3 separate regions of the Mus musculus genome follow, and regions 1 and 2 are each linked to region 3. Evidence: chromatin loops called from intact Hi-C (ENCODE). Cell type or tissue: gastrocnemius. All regions are shown on one strand.

What was found. Hi-C counts contacts between places; a loop is a spot of excess contacts. Peaks named below come from ENCODE experiments on the same cell type or tissue, not always from the same donor. Only the 100,000 strongest peaks of a DNase experiment are listed, where the experiment ranks them.
Region 1: it touches region 3 in a loop (4-fold over the local background); 10 of 42 quality-filtered maps call a loop at or near these places.
Region 2: it touches region 3 in a loop (3.0-fold over the local background); 5 of 42 quality-filtered maps call a loop at or near these places.

The regions. Positions count from the first base shown.
Region 1 is chr6:30,229,916-30,234,915 of GRCm38, forward strand. The region is part of intron 5 of Ube2h (ubiquitin-conjugating enzyme E2H); the gene reads right to left. Among named protein-coding and RNA genes, the nearest start is that of Gm31221, 54 kb to the left of the region's middle. In gastrocnemius, no CTCF peak of the experiment used is centred here; no DNase peak of the experiment used is centred here; H3K4me3 peaks cover 305 bases; H3K27ac peaks cover 3,133 bases.
Region 2 is chr6:30,285,454-30,290,453 of GRCm38, forward strand. The region is part of intron 1 of Ube2h (ubiquitin-conjugating enzyme E2H); the gene reads right to left. Among named protein-coding and RNA genes, the nearest start is that of Ube2h, 17 kb to the right of the region's middle. In gastrocnemius, no CTCF peak of the experiment used is centred here; a DNase peak (open chromatin) is centred at 2,728; H3K4me3 peaks cover 739 bases; H3K27ac peaks cover 4,889 bases.
Region 3 is chr6:30,352,945-30,357,944 of GRCm38, forward strand. No RefSeq gene overlaps it. Among named protein-coding and RNA genes, the nearest start is that of Zc3hc1, 36 kb to the right of the region's middle. In gastrocnemius, a CTCF peak has its summit at 2,846; DNase peaks (open chromatin) are centred at 2,956, 3,461, 3,883 and 4,574; H3K4me3 peaks cover 201 bases; H3K27ac peaks cover 3,295 bases.

The DNA of each region.
Region 1 (5,000 bases), 120 kb before region 3:
TCCTTCCTTCTTCTCTCTCTCTCTCTCTCTCTCTCTCTTTCTTTCCTCTTTTCTTTTTTATAATTTCAGACTAATTAATAGATGTTTAAAATCCTTTTCCAGCTCCTGGGGAACAACAGAAGATCTGGAACGTGTTTACACATTTTCTTCTCCTGCTTACAGTACATGAGCAGTGAAAAACTACAGTGAGAATCTACAAACAAATGAAATGCTTCATTACTCCTTTTTTCTTTTTCTTTCTTTTTTTTTGGGGGGGGGTAGGGGAGCCAGGGACCCCCACTGTGTAGACCTGGCTATCCTGGCATTCAAGAATATGTCCAAAACTCAGATGTCAACCTAAAGAAGGCAAGCCTTACTGGCCCATGGTTTCAGCACATGGTTGGATGGAGCAGTGGCAATGAGAGCATGCAGAGGAGGCGCCTTCCTTGTTGGCCAGAAGTGGAGAGCAAGCAGGAGACCAGGGAGTGGCTGTAACTTTAAAGGCATGCCTCTAGTGACCTACTTCCTCTAGCTAGAGCCACCTCCTAAAGTTTCTACACCTCCCAAAATAGCACTACCCACTGGGGACCGACTGTCCAACACATGAGCCTGTCGGAGACACTTCACACTCCAACCACAATACCTACGTACCTCAGCAACCAGAGAGGCTACACTGCGAGTAACTTACCCAGTTATGGGCGAGAAAAACATGATAAGGGGCTATAACAGGCAGCCGGCATCCTCAGAAATAACACTTCAGTAAAGCTAATGAGGAATAGCCTCAGACAGGTAGACCATCTTTAAAAAGTTTGAGATTAAAAGTAACTTTCTCTAAAATAAATGCTGTTGGATCAAGAAAGAAAGACCCCACATGGCACATCCAGGAGGTTAATGGATCAGTCACCACTGACCTTGAATTCCACTTATTGGTAGTATTTTTGCTTTTCAGTATTTTAAGCTTAAAGAAAGTAATTTTGTTCTTTGAGGGGAAAGACAACAGTAAGGCTGTAGTATCCTAAGACCTGAGGAACACTAAAGTCCTGCTAACTGCCAGACCACCAGGTCACCAGTCTGACCTAAGAACCATTGTATCACATTTCGTGCAAGTTAATTACTTACATACTTACTGTGATATCAGAGCGTGAACCCAGGACTTTTACATATGGTAGGTTAAATGCTTTACCACTGAGAAACATCTCCAGTACATGGACCATTTTAAAAGCACTCTAGGTGGGAATGGTAGTATATGCCTTTAGTTTTAGTACTTGGAAGGCAGAGGCAGGCAGATGTCTTTGAGTTTGAGTCCAGTCTGGTCTATGAAGTGAACTCTAGGCCAGCCAAGGCTACATAGTAAGCCTGTGTCTCAAGATAAAATAAAATAGGGCTAGAGGGATGGCTCAATGACTAAGAGCACTGGTTGCTCTTCTCAAAGAACTGGATTCAATTCCAAACACTCACATGATGACTCACAACTGTCTGTAACTCTAGTTCCCCAAGGATCTGATATCTTCTCCTGCCCTCTGAGGATGCCAGTCAAACGTGGTGCAAAGACATACATGTAGGCAAGACATCCATCCATATAAAACAAAGTCATCTAAACCCACATATAAAGTTATTTTCCTGGGCTGGAGAGATGGCTCAGTGGTTAAGAGCGCTGACTGCTCTTCCAGAGGTTCTGAGTTCAAATCCCAGATACCACACGGTGGTTCACAACCATCTGTAACGGGTCCAAAGCCCTCTTCTGGTGTGTCTAAAGACAGTGACAGCACACTCATAAGACAAACAAACAAATCTTTTAAAAATGGGAAAAAAAATCCCCATTAACTGCTTAGTTGTAGTCCCTTCCCAATGTATTTAACCTGAAAATGACCTGAAACAATGCATACTTCTGTATATCTCAGATGAGCAGCTCTCAAAGACACTGCTCATCACCTCAGAACACTTCTCACCTTATTGGGGTGTTTTTTAGAGGTCATTGTAGTTCAAACCTGACACAACCTTGCTTATCTTATGCTAGGATTCGTTACCAACCTTCCTGAAATGAAGGCAGTTAATCTTTAATCAGCCAGTCAGTGTGGTATACACAATAGTTACACTAAAGCTTTTATTAGAACTTTGAACTACCAGGCAATAATAGTTGGTGTTAATGTAAGAAAAAAGAGCCAGTTATCTTTATTCCCAGTACTGGGGTGGGGGTGGCAGAGGCAGAAGATCTCTGAGTTCAAGGCGAGTCTATTCTACAAGGTGAGTTCCAGGACAGTCATGGCTATACAGAGAACCCCTATCTCTAATCTACCACGACCCCCCCCTGCTTCCCAAAAAAGATAACTACGTGCAATTATAAGCTAAGAACCCATAGGTTGTGATGGTGTAAACCCTTAATCCCAGCACTAGACAGGCCCTTTATCCTAGCACTGTGAATTCAAGGACAGCCTGGTCTACAGGTTGAGTTCCAGGACAGCTAATGCTACACAGAAAAACCCAGTATTGACAAACACAAAAAAGAAATCTATCTATAAGATAAATTTTGCCTATTATCATAAACACAGATTAAAAACCAAATCAGGGGCTGGAGAGATGACTAGGTGGTTAAGAGCACTGACTGTTCTTCTGAAAGTCCTGAGTTCAAATCCCAGCAACCATATGGTGGCTCACAACCACCCGTAATGAGATCTGATGCCCTCTTTTGGTGTGTCTGAAGACAGCTACAGTGTACTAACATATAATAATGAATAAAGATTTAAATAAAAATAATCAGAGCTCCTCGTCTTATTTAAGAACTAAAGTGAACCCTGTATCTATAGCCCCAATAAAGCAGGTCAGCTTCATGGGTCCTATACTGGCTGGATTGGGATGCATAATCCACAAAGCCTGGGTTACTACATGGTCTAATGCTGACCAGTGAACATGACATACCCAATCCACTAAACTCTTCTACTGAAGAACAACTTTTCCACTTGCCTGAAATAGTTGCTTTCTGAAGAGTTACAAGTCCATAAGGGGGGCTGGTCATGGAGCTAGCTAGCTAAGTCCTGTCAAAGCCGGCAAGCCTGAAACTAAGCGCGCAATTCCTCTCTTCTGTAGAACAGGCGGCATTCCTCTCATGCTGAGAAGAACCTGTTCTACTTAGCCTCTACCTACAAGATGCAGAATGATACCAGGTATGAAGTTATGAGTCTACACATACACAGACACAACACTGAGCCTCTGGGCCTCTTCAAATAGTTGTTGCCCAACCAGTCATAAAGATGAACACACAAACCTCTCAGTGTATCTACTAAACTCAAACTTCTACAAACAGCTGAGCATCTGTAACACATGGCACCTGGGAGGCACACTGAGGGACAAACCACCATTCCCCCTCCTCCTCACCTTCTCATCTTTATGTTCATTGGTGTTTTGCCTACATGTCCATCTATGTGAGGGTATCAGATCTTGGACTTACAGCTGGGAGCTGCCATGTGGGTGCTGGGAATTGAACCTGAGTCCTCAGAAAGGGCAGTCAGTGCTCTTAGCTGATGAGCCATCTCTCCAGCACGGCATCTTTTTTTTTTTTTTTTTTTTTTAAATGGAGTAAGGGTTTCTTTTTTTTTTTAATATTTATTTATTTATTATATGTAAGTACATTGTAGCTGTCTTCAGACACTCCAGAAGAGGGAGTCAGATCTTCTTACAGATGGTTGTGAGCCACCATGTGGTTGCTGGGATTTGAACACCGGACCTTCGGAAGAGCAGTCGGGTGCTCTTACCCACTGAGCCATCTCACCAGCCCGGCATCTTTTTTAAAAGCAGTGTTTCGCCATGTAGATTAGACTCACCTGGAACCTGTACTCTCTCTGCCCTGGCTGTCCAACCATTAGGATTACAAGTGCTGTCCATCAGCACAGCTCAAGAAAGGCCTTTCCTGGTTTTGTCTTTTTCAATACAAGGTGTCAAATCCAGGAGTGCTCTACCACTCAGCTACATGCCTCAACAAAGCATCCGATCCATCTGCCTCTGATGGAATTAAGCGCTATTAACCATCATTCCTGCTAGGAGGTGGTGTGCACCTTTAATTTCAGCCCTCAGGAGGCAGACACAGGCAGATCTCTGAGTTTGAGGTACAGAGCAAGTACCTGGACTGCCAGAGCTTCAAAGTGAAACCTGTCTTGAAAAGCGAAGCCAAACCAACAACAAAACACCTATAGGCCAATCTCATGGAAACATTTTCTTAAGGTTCTCAGATGACTCCGGGTTGTTCAAGTTGTTCCCCTCTCAAAACAAACAAGTAAAAAAAACCTAGCACAGACTTGGAGCTGGGCTTACAGGTGGTTGTGAGCCTCCTGCTGTGGAAACTGGGAAACAAACTCTGGAAAGGCACCAGGCACACTTGACTGGTGAGCCTCATCTCTCTTCAGCCCTCCACCAATTCTTCTTTTTCTTTTTTTTTTTGTTCTGTTTTGTTTTGTTTTGTTTTTTCGAGACAGGGTTTCTCTGTATAGCCCTGGCTGTCCTGGAACTCAGAAATCCACCTGCCTCTGCCTCCCAAGTGCTGGGATTAAAAGTGTGCGCCACCATTGCGCGGCTCCTCCACCAATTCTTAAATCACATTTCTCTTTGACACTGAATCCAGATCCCCTGTCTGCAGTTTAAGTTTCCAGTGCTTTCATCACTGACGTCTGCGAGAGCAGGAAGGGATGGAAGAAGATTGTCACGCTACAAGTCAAGAGCGGATCACTTTTTTTTTTTTTTTTTTTCTTTTTTTTCTTTTTTCCGGAGCTGAGGACCGAACCCAGGGCCTTGGGCTTGCTAGGCAAGCACTTTACCACTGAGCTAAATCCCCAACCCCAAGCGGATCACTTTTACCACCTGCTGTTTTCTCTCAGAGTACCAGTTAGCTACTAAATAAATGTCAGATAGAGAACTTCACACTGATGACATCATCTTTACAAAAGTAATTGTATTTTACCCACTATAATTAATTCTCTAGATGGCAGAGGCAGGCGGATTTCTGAGTTCAAGGCCAGCCTGGTCTACAAAGT
Region 2 (5,000 bases), 67 kb before region 3:
AAATCTGGCAATAACAGGGATGATATTAGCTCTTAAACCCAAGTGGTCCAGTTTTTGGTGTACAAAAAGTATAACATCTGAAAACAATGCTGCTGCAGGAATACTGGGTGGGGCAGAGACATGGACCAGGGGTCCAACTTCCAGCCACCCAATGGTAGCTAGCTCACAACTACTTGTTATCAACAGTTCCAGAAGCTCCAACACACTCTTCTCGACTCTGTAGGCACTGCGTGCACAGACACACACGCTGGGAAAACACCCATACACCTTTAAAACTGAGGATAAAACAAAACAGAGAGAGATATTATTATATAAAGGCCAAAATGAGAGAAAGGGCAGCCAGGTGACAATGGTGCACACCTTTAATCACAACACTCTGGAGGTAGATCTCTGAATTCCAGGTCACCCTGGTCTACAGATGGGAGTTTCAGGACAGCTAGAGCTACACAGAGTGTCTCTGGAAAAATCTTTTAAAAAGAAGGAGAAGAAAAAAAGAAGACAGAATGAGTCAACAGTATAGAATTTAGTTACTTGTTTTACTAAGAATTCTTTGAAGTACAAAAACAGATCTGGAAAAGCTGTAGTTTATACCCGGTATGCTGGTACACACCTATAATCCTAGCACTCAGGCAGTAGAAATTTGAATTCTAGGGCAGGCTTGGCAGCCATAGTTATCTCAGTGCTTGGGAGACAGAAGCAAGAAAATCTAATATTCAAAGCTAACTGTAACAATAAGGAATTCCAGGCCAGCCTAGGCTACAAGAGACCCAGTCTCAAAATAACAGCAACAAAGGAGAATTTCAAAACTTAAAACAACATGTAAAAAATGTTTTAAGAAATCGTACTTTCAAACTAGGAGTAGGGGCATATATTGCTAATCCCAGCACTCTAGAGGCAGAGGCAAGTGGGTCTCTCTGATTTCAAGGCTGTGGTTTAGAGAGGGTGTTCCAGGATGGACAGGGTTACAGAGGGAGCCCGTCTTGAAAAACCAACCAATCAATCGTGCTTTCACGTTTTATGCTTTTCTTTTAGAAGTTAGTACTTTGCCAGGCACGGTGGTGCCTATATTCCAGCACTCAGGAGGTTACTGCAGACAGATAGCTTGAAGTCAGTCTACTCTAAACAAAGACAGGTGTCCACACAGTAAACTTCCCAAGACATCCTAGGCTACAGAAAGGAAAGAAAAAAAAAGAAAAAAAAAGAAAAATGCCATGTCTGTTCATCAAAGGTGGCCCACAGCTCACAGCACACAACAGCAAACTGAAGCACAGGGTCAAAAAGCCAGCAAGAGAGCCTAAATGTCACACAGTTGACACTAGGCACCTATGTGACAGCCAGGTGCTTGTATTTTTAAATACAAAGGTCTAAAAATACACCAGCAGAGTTACTGAGCCAATAAGCCACTGGTTACACTTCTGACCCACAGAAGGCACAAAAACACAGGTGTCCTTAAGAGTGAGTTCTAAGCTGTTTTTAGTCTCAAATTAGAGAATCTGACATGCTGTTCATAACTAGTAAGGTGTTGCTACAATGTTCCTTTTCTACTCTGCAAGATGCTGAATACAACTTTTTAGGAAAAAAACAAACAGAGCTGAGCACACTTTAATGTCCTGCTACTATTCCAACAGTTTCATGTATTCAATAATAAATAATCTGCTCAATAATGCATATATGAAGAATTCAATCATGCAATAAAACCACTTGCTTCCTAGGAAGGAAAACAACAACAACAAAACATTCCCAAAATAGCAAAAAACATTGTCAAGCATTGGGCATAGTGGCGCGCCTTTGATGCTGGTGCACAAGAGGCACAGGCAGGTAGACATCTCCAAGTCTAAGGCCAGTGTGGTCTACATAACGAGTTCCAAGATAGCTGGAAAAACTACATAGGGAGACACTGTCATAGATAGATAGATAGATAGATAGATAGATAGATAGATAGATAGATAGATAGGAAGATGCCCAAAGTTATTAAATAAGTTTTCTCAAAGGAATAATTCCAATTAAAAAATCTGAAATCAAGAAAAAGAGATCTAAAGCCGGGCGTGGTGGCGCACGCCTTTAATCCCAGCACTCGGGAGGCAGAGGCAGGAGGATTTCTGAGTTCGAGGCCAGCCTGGTCTACAAAGTGAGTTCCAGGACAGCCAGGGCTTTACAGAGAAAAAAAAAAACCAAGAAACAAACAAACAAACAAAAAAAAAAAAAAAGAAAAAGAGATCTAGATGCTATGGTACATACAAATCAAGGCTTAGATTCTCATTAGGCTGAGGAAAATTAACGGCAATGAGCTGTGCAAGGCCAGCCTGGGTAAAACAATGAAACCCCATCTGAACAACAAAAAAGGTGAGGGTCTACCTAGCTATTTCATAATAATTTCTGACTAAAACTCCCAGCTACATTTTAAATCAGAATTTTGACTAAAACTACAAGTGTAATCGTTTAAGGGGGGAAAAAAAAGAATCGAAATAAAAAACAAAATCACTTTAAGATTTTCTATGAAGATGAAGCACCACTAAAATTAGCAAGTGAATTAAAACTAGTTAACAAAAAATATCTCCAGAATGACCCTGGTAGTGTGGGCAAGGGAGAGCTGGTCCCACCCTTCACCCAGGCAGGAAGTGCACGATGCCTGTCTCCTGGCAGCTGTGACACTTGGGTGAGTTGGCAGGGCAGTGCTGAGGAGCTGGCCGGGGGAATGGGTGCCTGTGAATTGGCCTCACTTCTCATGGGGAGGGGTGCTGGTACAGGAGAGCCAGTCCCTCCCGTTGTGGGCTGTGAGCTGGCCTTGGTGGCAATGGCACAGGAGAGCTGGGGGACTGACCCGACTCAGTTACTACCCAGGCCCAGATCCAGCGCTGAGTTCGCCCACCCCAACATCTAGTTCATTTATCAACTACAGGAGTACATGAAGGGGCAGGTCCTATAAAACCAAAGTTGCAGGGTGTCCATGACAGGGTAAGAGGATATCTGAGAAGAATCCCAGTGAGGATGCAAAATTGATGGTGCAGCAGAAGCCAGAGGCCTTGACTCACTGCAGTTAACATCTGCAAGTAAAGCTGTCTGGACAGAACGGTGTACTGTGGGACACACAGCAGCTTCCTTCCATAGTGAGATGGTTTTCCATTTATTTATTTATTTATTTGTTTATTTATTTATTTAGGGAAGGGAAGTTGCAAGGTTATAGGGCAGCTGTGGAGGGATGGGAATGAATGAGATTGGAGTACATGATGGAAAATTTACACACACATACACACAAATCAATAAGTAAAAAAAAAAAAAGTATACAGAATATACTTATATTCTGTTCCTGGTTTAAAACTCTGATTAAAAACCTCTTGGGGCTAGAGAGATGGCTCAGGAGTTAAAAGCACCGGCTCCTCTGTTCAATGGTCCCGAGTTCAATTCCCAGCAACCACGTGGTGGCTCGCAACCATCTGTAATGGGATCTGATGCCCTCTTCTGGTGTGTCTGAAGGCAGCTACAGTGTGCTCAAATACATAAACAAATCTTTAAGAAAAATTATACTGTGAAAAATACTAAGCATGCACGCACGCACGCGTGCACACACACACAAACAAAAAAAAAAAACAAAAACAAAATTCCTTGAGGGGCAGGAGACATGGCTCAGCAGTTAAGAGCACTGACTGCTCTTCCAGAGGTCCCAAGTTAGATTTCCAGCAACCACATGGTGGCTCACAACCATCTGTAATGGGATCCGATGCCTTTATCTGGTGTGCCTCAAGAGAGTGACAGTATATACTCACATAAAATATTCCGTTTCAAAAAAGGAGGAAAAATAACAGCAACAACAAACAACCAGAGCTGACGTCACTAATCGGAAGCCATGTACCCAAGCACTGGCACTGCCTTAGCCTGTTCCGAGGCCCAAACAGCATCACCTTGAGGATGTAATTATTAATTCCCACTCAAAAACTCTTCCTTGTAGAAGGATCAGTGTGCTTTATAGTGCTCTTATAGTCCAAGTATACAAACATGCTTAAGCACATGAGCATAATTAACTGACACTAACTATAATCAGACGCCATCAGCGCTGACAAACACTTAAACACTGAAAAAATAAATCGCCAAACTGGCAGAGTAAAAACACTGACTGCATTTTGTCCAATTCCATCAGGCATGAAATAGTCCCCTATTCAAACCATATAAGTCACACACTAGTTTCCCTTTCAAAAAAGGAGAATTTGTAATTCTACTTCCCATTAAGAAGAACAGAACAGCACTCATGCCTTTAAATTAATATAAACTGGTTCAAAAAAGTCAGCATATCCCACCAGGCCTCTAAAACCACGGAGGAAGAACCAGGTACCGCTTGTGGAGGAACACTTGCTTACCACCAAGGCCTGGGTTCAATCCCCAGCACAGGGAATAAGGAAATAAGGAGAATAAATAAGTAGATACCCGTTTCTGTCTACAGTGCTAAGATTCAAACTGAGGATCCTAAGGACGCCAGGCAAGTATTCTATCACTAAATCACTCTCAGCCCTGCTCCGCCTGGCACATTAGAGACCTCAACATGAAGAAGAAACAGGTTTTCAGTTTCTGAATCTCAAATACATCAATCAAACTACAAAAATAAACCCTCTAAGGAATAACAATACAGTTGAACTTGAACCTGTAAATTCTAGTACTTTGAAAGGCCAGAGAGAGAATGGCTATAAAGTCAAGGTCAGCCAGCATACAGAGCAAGTTCCAGGTCAGTCTGGGCTAAGGTGAAATACTACCCCAAAATGACAAGAGGAAGAATAGACATAACTGGGCTGGAGAGATGGCTCAGTGGGTAAGAGCACCGTCTGCTCTTCCAGAGGTCCTGAGTTCAATTCCCAGCAATCACATGGTGGCTCACAACTGTCTGATAGGATCTGATGCCCTCTTCTGGTGTGTCTGAAGATAGTGACAGTGTACTCACATACATAAAATAAATAAATCTTTAAAAAAAAAAAAAAAAGACATAACCAGCAGCAGCCTGCATAGCTCACATT
Region 3 (5,000 bases):
CAGCCCTCGGAGGATGGTGCCATCCGGGGGCGGATAGGCCCGGGTTGTATTATAAAAACAGCTGAGCAAGCCAGGGAGAGCAAGTCAGTTACCAGGGCTCCTTCCGACCTCTGCTTCACCTCTGCTTCGTTTCTGTCTCATTTTCCTGCCTGACCTCCCTCAGAGATGGAGATGTAAGATGAATAAACCCTTTCCTCCCCAGGAGGCTTCCAGTCAGAATGGCTTATCACAGAAAAAACAAAACAAAACAAAACAAAAAAACCCCAAAACCAAAGACTGAGCAGGGTGCCCTGCAACCCATACTGGGGTCTGAATGCTGACCTCAGGTCTCCAGGCTTGCGTGGAGCATCATGCTGGCCCTGACATGGAGATTACAGGTATGGACGGCATCTACTGCCAATCTCACTTTTAAACTGGCAGAGTGTTTTCATGTACAAAGTCATACGTAGACTCGGTGCCCTGATTTTCCCCTCAGATTATAGAGTGGTAAGAGACTTCTTGGTTCCCAGGTTCTGTCCTGGAGCCAGGCCAGCATACCTTTAATCAATCCCAGCACTCAAGAGAGACAGGCAGATCTCGGAGTTTGAGGCCAGCCTGGTCTACAGAGAAGAGACCCAGGACAGCCAGGGCTACACAGAGAAACCCTGTCTAGACAAATCAAACCAAAAAATAAGAACAAAAAAATGAAGGGTTCTGTCCTGGGGAGTTCCATTATGAGCCCCGTCTAATGGGGTGGTACTGAGGGTGAGGCCGGACCATCTCCTGACGGACTCCTGCTACAGGAGCCCAACTGCTCTCTGCCGACAGACACAATCATCCTGTGTGGAGCTATCTTAAAGGCCAGAGTGGGGAGGCACCCAGGTTGGCAGCTTAACCAGAAAGCCAGTCATTATGACACTGAGGTCATTCTTTTAGTCAGCAAGGCCAGAACTAGGTCTCCCTCCACCCTCCCTCCGCTCCCTCCCCCAGGGGGGCAGTCTGTAATCAGGCTCACTTCAAGAAGGGTAGAAAGCATGAGGGGCTGTGGGCGGCAACAGGAGCGCTGAGGCTCAGATGGCAGAGGGTGTCACCAACCCTCTAGTGCTGTGGGAGTTGCGGAGAGAGGCCAGGCAAAGCTCTCGGGCAGGCGCTTGGTGGTCTACTCTCCTGGGGAGCAGAGAACTTCATTCCTACCCCAAAAGGATGGCTCCCTTAAAACAGACAAGCATCATGGTACATACCTGTGATCCCAGCACCTGCAAGGTAGAGGCAGGAGGATGGAGAGTTTAAAGCTGACTACAAGAGAACCTGTCTCAAATATCAAAACACAAGGCAGGGTGAAGGGGCACAAGCCTTGAACCCCAGCTCGTGGGCGGCTTGGCAGGCAGAATCTCTGAGTTTGAGTCCAGCCTTACAGTCACTACATAGCAAGAGGCATGTCAGCCAGGCTTACAGAGGGAGATACAGACCCTGTCAGGAAAAAAAAAAAAAAAAGGAAGGAAGGCCGGGTTGTATGCCTTAAGTCCCAGCACTCTGAGTTCGAGGCCAGCCTGGTCTATGGAGTGAGTTCCAGGACAACCAGGGCTACACAGAAAAACCCTGTCTCAAAATAAATAGATAGATAACTAAAATAAAACAGGGAGGGGAAAAAACAAAAACAAAAACAAAAACAACCAAGAGAACAGGTTGGTGAGATGGCTGCTGTTATGACAAGGACCCACCTAAAGGTAGACAGACAGAATCAACTCCAAAGTTGTCCTCTGACCTCCACTCTTGTGCCATGATAGACCCCTCCAATCACACACACATCTTTTTTTTTTAAATTAAAAAAAAAAATTAGGGGCTGAAAAGGTGACTTAAGAGTTAAGAACAAGTGTTGCTCTTCCAAAGGACGTGAGTTCAATCCCATACGTCTATGTCAGACAACTCACTTCCTGTGACTCCTGCTCTAGGAGACCTATGGCTTTTGGCACACACACACACTCTCCCTCTCCTTCTCCCTCTCAAAAACAGAAGCAAAACAAAACAGCACCCACCCACATCACTTCCTGTTTCTTGCCCGACCTCACTCACGGCCCCTTTGGCTTTTTTTTTTTTTTTTTAATAGGACCTCATGTAGCCCATGCTGGCCTTGAACTCACCACTTATCCAAAGCTGACCTTGAACTCCTGACCCCTCTGCCTCTGCCTCCCGAGTCTGGGTTCACAGCTTTCCATGTTGGCCTTCTAGTGCACAGATGAGCCCTGCTATGGGTGCAAACATTCCCCTCACAGAGGGTACCCCCAGTTTTTCTCCTGCCACACCCTTGCCTCCCTAATGCACTAAATCCAAAGAGCTGGGGACTTTCTTGTCATTTATCCTCATTTTTAACGCCTCAAAGAATGTTTTCTAACTCTGTTGTGATTTTAAGACTGATTTTTTGAACCACGGCACCCATATTTGCCCTCCTTTTACTTTGAAAAATTCCTGGGCTAAGTTTATGGGAACTGAGCCCAGATCACAGCTGACCACTGAGGAGCAAGAGAGCTGGGGCCCCTGCAGACCAGTAAGGTTCAGGGAGAGGATGGAGGTGTGGACCGTGTGGTGGAAGGAGGAGGCCACTGCCCTGTTCATTCTATGCCTTTTACTTTGACCTGTGAAGTGATTTTTCCAGAGACTCTGGGATCCCAGCATTGTGCTCACCTCGCAGTAGGCATTAGGCCTTCTGGCCTCTGATCTGGGGTGCTCACCTGCCTCAACTGGCTTTCTGAGGGGAAAAGAGGCAGGAAGTGGTGCAGCTGACCAGACTGAGCACAGGGAAGGCGCTCCTGACTCCCTGTGGCCTGCTAGTCCAGATCCAGGCTCAAGTGGCCGCAGGATAGATGACTCAGGTAAGCCGTGCAGGCCAAACAGGCAGTGTCCACAGCCCAGCAGGCCGGGCCTATAATTAGCTTGCCTGTTGTCTTCTTAGCACCATCTCCTAAGGGTGGCCCTGCTGGGCCCTGAGCCAAGGCTGGAGGAGGCTGGCAAGAATGTGGTTATCTCACTTGGTGTTTGGTTGCCCAAGATGCTGCTTCCCGATGCTTCTAAAACTGGGCATCGAGCTGAAGTACCAGCACCTCTGCTGATGGGGGAGAGCCACTGGGCGAGAAGAATCCTTCCCATAGCAAGGATGAGCTAGCGAGACATTCTGGGATGTTTTTGCCTGAGCCCAGTGCCCATTTCTTTTCCTCAGACCCAAAAGTCCCTACAGCCTGGAGACACGGGTGGCCAGGTGTGCAGCTAAGGATTGCTTAGCAACCACGTAACAAACATCAGGTCCCTTAGCTCTTAAGCAGCCCTTTGACATAGACACTGACTACTCCTGCCCCTTTTACATATCAAGAAGCAGAGGCCCCAGGAGCTGGCTCAGAAGACAGACTGATAACAAGGGCATCCAGTATTTGAGTCCAGATGGCCAGATCCCGACTGACTCTGAGCTGGCTTGGCCACAACCTGTGTGCCGTCTTGGCTGTCACTCCCCACTCTGACCTTGGCTGAATGCAGGGAGTCAGGCCATAGTCTTTGCAACTTTGTGTCTGGTTCTACCGCTGGACAGGTATGGAAAGGGCACTGGGTGGAAGGCCCTCCCTTCCCTGGCCCTGGACAGCCATGTTTACTTCTGGTTGGGAAGTGTGGCTTCATAGGCACCTGACTGACCTGACGGGGTGGTAATGAACTCATGACCTGTACCACTGACTCACGGGCCAAAGCTGCTTCCCCACTCCATTCCTCAGTTTCCCCGGTGGATCAAGGGGCAGTAATGACCTCTTTGTGTTCCGTGCCGCCATGAATCGGGGTCAGTGAGCATCAGTCACACACCCTGGAATGCTCACAAGGAAAGGGTCATCTGCCGGGCCCGAGCTGCACGGTTGCCCGTGATGACATTGCTCTGGCCCTTGGCCCTGTGGCCACGTCCTCCAGGTTTTGTTACTGGCTTAACTCTGTGGGCTGGGTTTGGAGTGACTCAGCCTGAGTGTTGGTGACACCTTGGGAGGACTGGCGTCAGTGCAGCCATGTGGAGCAAGGTGGCTGCCAGTGGCTCGTCTCCTCTTGTGGCTTTCTCTTCTGGCTTCCCAGTCAGTCTGGTCTTTAGGCATTTCTGCACGCCTCTAATGGTGGATACAATGTCTCTAATGCTGGATACAAGGGATTAGCCCTGAACTTTAAGGAGAGCATCCTCAGGAGTGCCTTTAATCCCAGCACTCGAGAGGCAGAGGCAGGAGGATTTCTGAGTTTGAGGCCAGCCTGATCTACAGAGTGAGTTCCAGGACAGCCAGGGCTATACAGAGAAACCCTGTCTCAAAAAAAAAAAAAAAAAAAAAAAAAAAAAAAAAAAGGAGAGCATCCTCCACTTCTCTGGATCTTCACTAAATACATTCTCTTTCCTCTTCTCTGGGCACCCACCTCCATGCTGTCCATTTTCCTATCACTGGACTGGTCTGTGCTACAAAGCAGGCAGCCCCAACTTCCAGTCTACACTGACTTAGACAAGACAAAGCCAGATGCTGTGGCGAGGCTGGCGAGGTGGTGTCTGCCTTCCATAAGAGCGCTAGGGAGGCACATGGAGGTGGGTCTCTGTGTCTGAGGCCAATCTAGTCTAAATAGAGCAGAGGTTCTCAACTTGTGGGTTGCAACCCAACGTGGGAGGGGTTGTCAAGTGACCCTTTCACAGGGGTCACATAAGGCCACCGGAAAACTGGTATTTACATTACCATTCCTAAGTGTAGCAAAATTAATTAGTCATGTAAAAAGAAAAAAAAAATCACGAGAAACTGTATTAAAAGGGCCACAGCATTAAGAAGGTTAAGAACCACTGACAAAATTTCCAGACCAGACAAGGCTACAAAGTGAGACATTTTCTAAGACAAAACAAAACAAAACAAATCAAAACACCCGAAAAATGATGCAGAAATGAGGGTGAACCATTTGGAAAGGAGAGTTGTCGCCCAGGGCCTGTCCCCCAGTGATTGGTGGCGGTGGGTCCGTGGTTGTTTGAAAGG